Linked DNA regions of Homo sapiens: region 1 is linked to region 2. A link is an interaction called in ENCODE POLR2A ChIA-PET data of the cell type or tissue named here. Cell type or tissue: GM12878. All regions are shown on one strand. Links, peaks and the distances in the headings refer to the core of each region. The heading gives the core; the rest is flanking DNA.

Region 1 (2,919 bases), core at 106-2,605, 180 kb before region 2:
GCTGGGTGTGTGAGGGGTAATTTGTCTCTTTAAATTCTCATGTCTTCAGATTGAAAGGAACTGTACTAAAGGAAATGCAGGTACTACTACACCTGTACTTGACAAAATGAGGTTCTAGACTTCTAACAGACTTCTAATACTGTAACAGAATATGGACTTAGGAGAAAGTGAGTGGGGTATCTGTGTGTGGAAGGAACAAAATCAATCACTAGGCGCCAGAAGCGGGACTATGATAGTCCCCCACCTTCTAAGATGGTGACCAGTGGTCCTTGTCTCCTGGCATTAACCCACTGATGCAGTCCCTTCCCATGATGACCAGAGCTGATCTGTAACACCAACGGGGTATTATAGAAATCAAAGAGTGTAGCCGGGCGTGGTGGTTCACCCTGTAATCCCAGCATTTTGGGAGGGCAAGGCAGGCGGATCACTTGAGATCAGGAGTTCAAGACCAGCCTGGCCAAAATGGTGAAACCCCATCTCTACTAAAAAAATTTAAAAAAAAAAAAAAAAAAAAAAAGGCGGGCATGGTGGCGGGCACCTGTAATCCCAGCTACTCAGGAGGCTAAGGCAGGAGAATCGCTTGAGCCGGGGACCGGAGGTTGCAGTGAGCCAAGATCACGCCATTGTACTCTGGCCTGGGTGACAAGAGTGAAACTCTGTCTCAAAAAAATAAAAATAAAAAAAAGAAAGAATGTGAATCCTGATATTAGGTCACAAAAGACCTCCAGGCATCTGCCTTACTCTCTATTGGATCACTCACTCTGGGAGAAATAAGCTGCCTTGTCATGAGGACACTCGAACTGTCTGTGCCTCCCAAAGGCAGCACTGCTAGTGAGCCATCTTCAAAGCAGACCCTCCAACCCCCATGAAGCCTTCAAATGACCACATCCTTAGCCAACATCTTGACTGCAACCTTAGAATATCAGAGCCACTACACCAAACACAGCCACTGCAAATTCCCCACATAAAGAGACGGTGATTGTTGCTTCTAGTTGCTAAATTTTGGAATAATTTCCCACACATCAATAAAAAATTACTATACACTAATAAGATCCAGCAATTTTCTTTTAATTTTTTTTTTTTTTTTTTTGGAGATGGAATCTTGCTCTGTCACCCAGGCTGGCATGCAGTGGTGCTATCTCAGCTTACTGAAACCTCCACCTCCCGGGTTCAAGCGATTCTCCTGCCTCAGCCTCCCAAGTAACTGGGACTACCGGCATGCACCACCATGCCCAGTTATAAATTTTTTTTTTTTTTTTGAGACAGAGTCTCGCTCTGTCACCCAGGCTGGAGTGCAGTGGCGCCATCTCAGCTCTCAGTAACCTCCACCTCATGGGTTCAAATGATACTGCTGCCTCAGTCTCCTGAGTAGCTGGAATTATGGGCGCCTGCCACTACTCCTGGCTAATTTTGTTTGTATTTTTAGTAGAGACGGGTTTTGCCATGTAGGCCAGGCTGGTCTCAAACTCCTGACCTGAAGTGATCCGCCCACCTCGGCCTCCCAAAGTGCTAGGACTACAGGTGTGAGCCACAGCACCCAGACTATAAATTATTTTTTAATTAAAAAAAAAAAATAGGCTGGGCACGGTGGCTCACGCCTATAATCCCAGCACTTTGGGAGGCTGAGGTGGACAGATTATGAAGTCAGGAGTTCGAGACCAGCCTAGCCAACATGGTGAAACTCCATCTCTACTAAAAACACAAAAATTAGCTGGGTGTGGTGGCAGGTACCTGTAATCCCAGCTACTCGGGAGGCTGAGGCAGGAGAATCGCTTGAACCTGGGAGGCGGAGGTTGCAGTGAACCGAGATCAGGCCATTGCACTCCAGCCTGGGTGAAAGAGAGAGACTCTGTCTCAAAAAACAAACAAACAAAAAAGAGACAGGGTCTAGGTTGCCCAAGCTAGTCTTGAACTCCTGGCCTGCAGTGATCCGATTCACCCTTCCAAAATGCTGGGATTATACAAGAGCCACTGCACCTTGCTGGGTATTTTTTAGTTTTGTTTTAACGACAGGGTCTCGCTCTGTTGCTCGACCTGGAATGTAGGAGTATGATCATAGCTCACTGCAGCTTCAAATTCCTGGGCTCAAGCAATTCTCCCGCCTCAGCCTCCTAAGCAGCCAGGACTATAGGTACACACCACCACAGCTGGCTAATTTTTAAATTTTTGTTAAAGGCAGGGTCTTGTTATGTTGCCCAGGCTGGTATTATACTCCTGGCCTCAAGCAATCCTCTTGCCTCTGCCTCCCAAAGTGCTGGGATTACAGATGTGAGCAACTGTGCCTGGCCCTACTTTTTCTTTAAATAAACTGCCATGGGAAAATTTCCATCAATACAGAAAGAAATAAAATAAGTTGTTCAACTTCTCAACCCTCCCTCACAGGCGTGTGACAAAAGAGGTTAGAAAAAGCAAGTCTTGGCTGGGTGTGGTGGCTCATGCCTGTAATCCCAGGACTCTGGGAGGCCAAGGTGGGTGGATCACCTGAGGTCAGGAGTTCGAGACCAGCCTGACCAACATGGTGAAACCTCATCTCTACTAAAAATACAAAAATTAGCTGGGTGTGGTGGCGGATGCCTGTAATCCCAGCTACTCAGGAGGCTGAGGCAGGAGAATTGCTTGAACCTGGGAGGCGGAGGTTGCAGTGAGCCGAGAACTCGCCATTGCACTCCAGCCTGGGCAACAGAGTAAGACTCTGTCTCAAAAAAAAAAAAGCAAGTCTCCTTTCCCGACTGTCAAAGGTTTGTTATAATGAAGCATCCCAGAGGAAAAATGTGTCTTTTTTTTTTTCTTTTTGAGACAAAGTCTCACTCTGTTGCCCAAGCTGGAGTGCAGTGGCGTGATCTTGGCTCACTGCAACCTCCACCTCTGGGGTTCAAGTGATTCTCCTGCCTCAGCCTCCCGAGTAGCTGGGACTACAGG
Region 2 (2,919 bases), core at 114-2,613:
CAATTATACTCAATGTGACTTACAAATACTTTTTTCTACAATAAACTCCCCATTTGAATTAAGAGTTTTATAGATTGAGGAAAGAATTAAAGTTACTTAAGTAAAGTAACTTTGCTTAAAGAAAAATATGAGAAAAATCACACTTAGTAATAATGAGTTTTAGTCTGATGTTGATATAAATCTCACGTATGATTTTACTCTTATTTTCAATCATTTGAGGCCTACTATTAAATTCACAGACGTAGAAACAAACATATCCCACATAAAACCATTTACATTTTTACTTATAGTTACATTAAGCTGAGGAACATTTTATAAAAACTTTAACTTAAACCTAAAGCATATAAAATATATAACATATATTAATACATGTATACTTCATATATTATCTTACTATAAACTGTTTCATAATATAAACATGAAGTGTATTAAAGGCTACCAGGACATACACTCACTGATGGCAGGACCTTTTCTGTGTGTTCACCACTAGTGTTAAGCACATGCCAGATACTCTGTAAATACTACTGAATGAATGAATAAGGAGATCAAGTAGAAGTTTATGATGATTGGAAGAAGTTATTCAACACCATTTTCATATGCGCTCTCTTAGTTTTTCTCCTTCCATAAAACCGATTACTCAAATAACTGGTTTCCTGGAGAATTATCAAAAGCCATATAAAAGAGACAGTAAGGTAACTCCAGTGTTTGGTGTAGGGAGCTATCTCTATTAAGAATGTGTCTCTTCCTTCTCCATTTAAAGAGATTCACATTTCCACTTCAGGCTTCCTTTCACCAAAATAAGACTTAACAAGGGTAGGGGTAGATGAGAGTAGAGAATTTCTCCAGCTTATGCTGCAACAAAATTTACAATTCCTTATTAAAAAGCTTAAATTGGGAGATTTAAGAGCTGATCTAAATATGTTAAAATACATTGATGTTTGTGTTTTCTTATTATATAACATTGCAGGCCAGGCACAGTGGCTCATGCCTGTAATCCCAGCACTTTGGGAGGCTGAGGTGGGCGGATCACCTGAGGTCAGTAGTTTGAGACCAGGCTGGCCAACATGGTGAAACCTCATCTCTACTAAAAATACAAGAATTAGCCGGGTGTGGTGGTGCATGCCTGTAATCCCAGCTACTCAGGAGGCTGAGGCAGAAGAATCACTTGAACCTGGGAGGCGGAGGTTGTAGTGAGCCGAGTTCACGCCACTGTACTCCAACGACTCTGTCAAAAAAAAAAAAAAAGAAAAAGAAAAACAAAACAAAAACCAACACTGCATATTATAACATATGCAGAACAATGTGATTTTGCTTTTTTTTCCCCATTAAGCCTAATAATCTTACCTAAGAGTAGCTGTTATTGCCTTGGTTTGCAATATAAACCATATCTCAATAGCATGGTAGCACGGATCCTAGATTCTGAAGCAGGCTGCCTGGATCTGTTCAAATTGTGGCTCCATCTGAACTTCCTCACTTGTTAAAAGTGAGAATAATTATAGTACCAACCTCAGAGGGTATCTTATATGCACAGCACTTCTACAGAGTAGCCTTCAATGTTAGCTATGGTAATTGTTGTTGAAATTAGAAAATATTTCATAATAAATTCCTCAGCTGTTTCTTACCTTAGTTCTAATTTATGATACAAAGAGAAAAACCTAGATGAGAACATTATCCAGTAATTTCAGGTATCCCAGTAACTTGGAAATGATAAGCTACATGAACATTCAACTAGAGAGAAAAAAGCCAAGGCTAACCCTGTGCGGAGTTTACCTGTACTCCAAGACAAATTTACCATCAGTTACCTGAACAATAGCTGGGTCTTGAGGCAAAGAACACTGTGGTTTTGGTGGCTCACAAACAGTAAGGTCTTTAATGTCACTCCCACGGAATATAATGTATTCAAAGACTTCATCTCGAGGTGGTATTGGACGATCTGTCGGTCTGTCTTCTGTACCAAAGGATCGAACTGGCAAGAAAACAAAGGATATGAGATGTGTGACTACTCATCACATTCAGGTAGTACCCCAGATTCTAAATGTTGTATTTCAAGTACTAAGCAGTAGTTCTGAAATGTCTGAGAAAGTATTCATTAATCTATAGCTAAAAAAGTTTTTTTAAAGAGGAAAATAGAGTGGCTTTTGCCCGAAGTTAAATATATGCAATATAAAAGACTATCTGTATTATGAGGTTGTGTTCCTCTTATATTTTTATTTATTTGTATCTTTAGTGGTTGTAGTGGGGTGTTAAAATGTCCTTTCATTATTTATTTATTGATGAGACTGGGTCTCTGTCCCCTAGGCTGGAGTGCAGTGGTGTGGTCATGGCTTCCTGCAGCCTCAGCTTCCCGGGCTCAGGCGATCCTTCTATCTCAACCTCCCACGTAGCTGGGACCACAGGCATGTGCCACTAAGCCCAGCTAACTTTTTTTATTTTTTAGTAGAGATGAGGTCTTGCTATTTTGCACAGGCTGGTCTTGAACTCCTGGCCTCAAGTGATCTTCCTGCTTTAGCCTCTCAATGTGCTGGGATGAAAGGCCTAAGCCACTGTGCCTGGCTCACGGTTAACTTATTTTTAATGTCCTCATTCGACAAAATAAAAATTAGCAACCCATGTCTTTCTTGGGGAAGGAGTGGGAGACAAAGATTCCTCCAGTCTACAAAATCTCAAAGTTTGGGTATTGACCTTTGGGACACAGAGAGCAATGAAGGTATTAATAACATTTACCTTGCTGAGCAGTAAGTCCTCTAGAAGCCAAGTCAAGCAGCTGCCAGCTACTCAGCCCCATGGGACAGCTTGAAATACCCTAGTTACCTAAAATATCTACCATATAATTAAATCTGATTATTTTAACAATGAAGACAGCATTACTCAAAGTTAAACTGGGGACCACCTGCAACACAGTAAACTGGCTACGAATAA

The links. Peaks named below come from ENCODE experiments on the same cell type or tissue, not always from the same donor. Only the 100,000 strongest peaks of a DNase experiment are listed, where the experiment ranks them.
Region 1: POLR2A ChIA-PET joins it to region 2 with 13 read pairs; 3 of 35 experiments call an interaction of 5 or more read pairs at or near these places.

The regions. Positions count from the first base shown.
Region 1 is chr19:34,371,729-34,374,647 of GRCh38, reverse strand. All of the region lies in intron 4 of GPI (glucose-6-phosphate isomerase), which reads right to left. Among named protein-coding and RNA genes, the nearest start is that of GPI, 8.0 kb to the right of the region's middle. In GM12878, for the core only: no CTCF peak of the experiment used is centred there; no DNase peak of the experiment used is centred there.
Region 2 is chr19:34,193,525-34,196,443 of GRCh38, reverse strand. It overlaps LSM14A (LSM14A mRNA processing body assembly factor), which reads right to left. Exons shown (of 10, transcript NM_015578.4): 2 at 1,803-1,966. Among named protein-coding and RNA genes, the nearest start is that of LSM14A, 22 kb to the right of the region's middle. In GM12878, for the core only: no CTCF peak of the experiment used is centred there; no DNase peak of the experiment used is centred there; H3K27ac peaks cover 183 bases.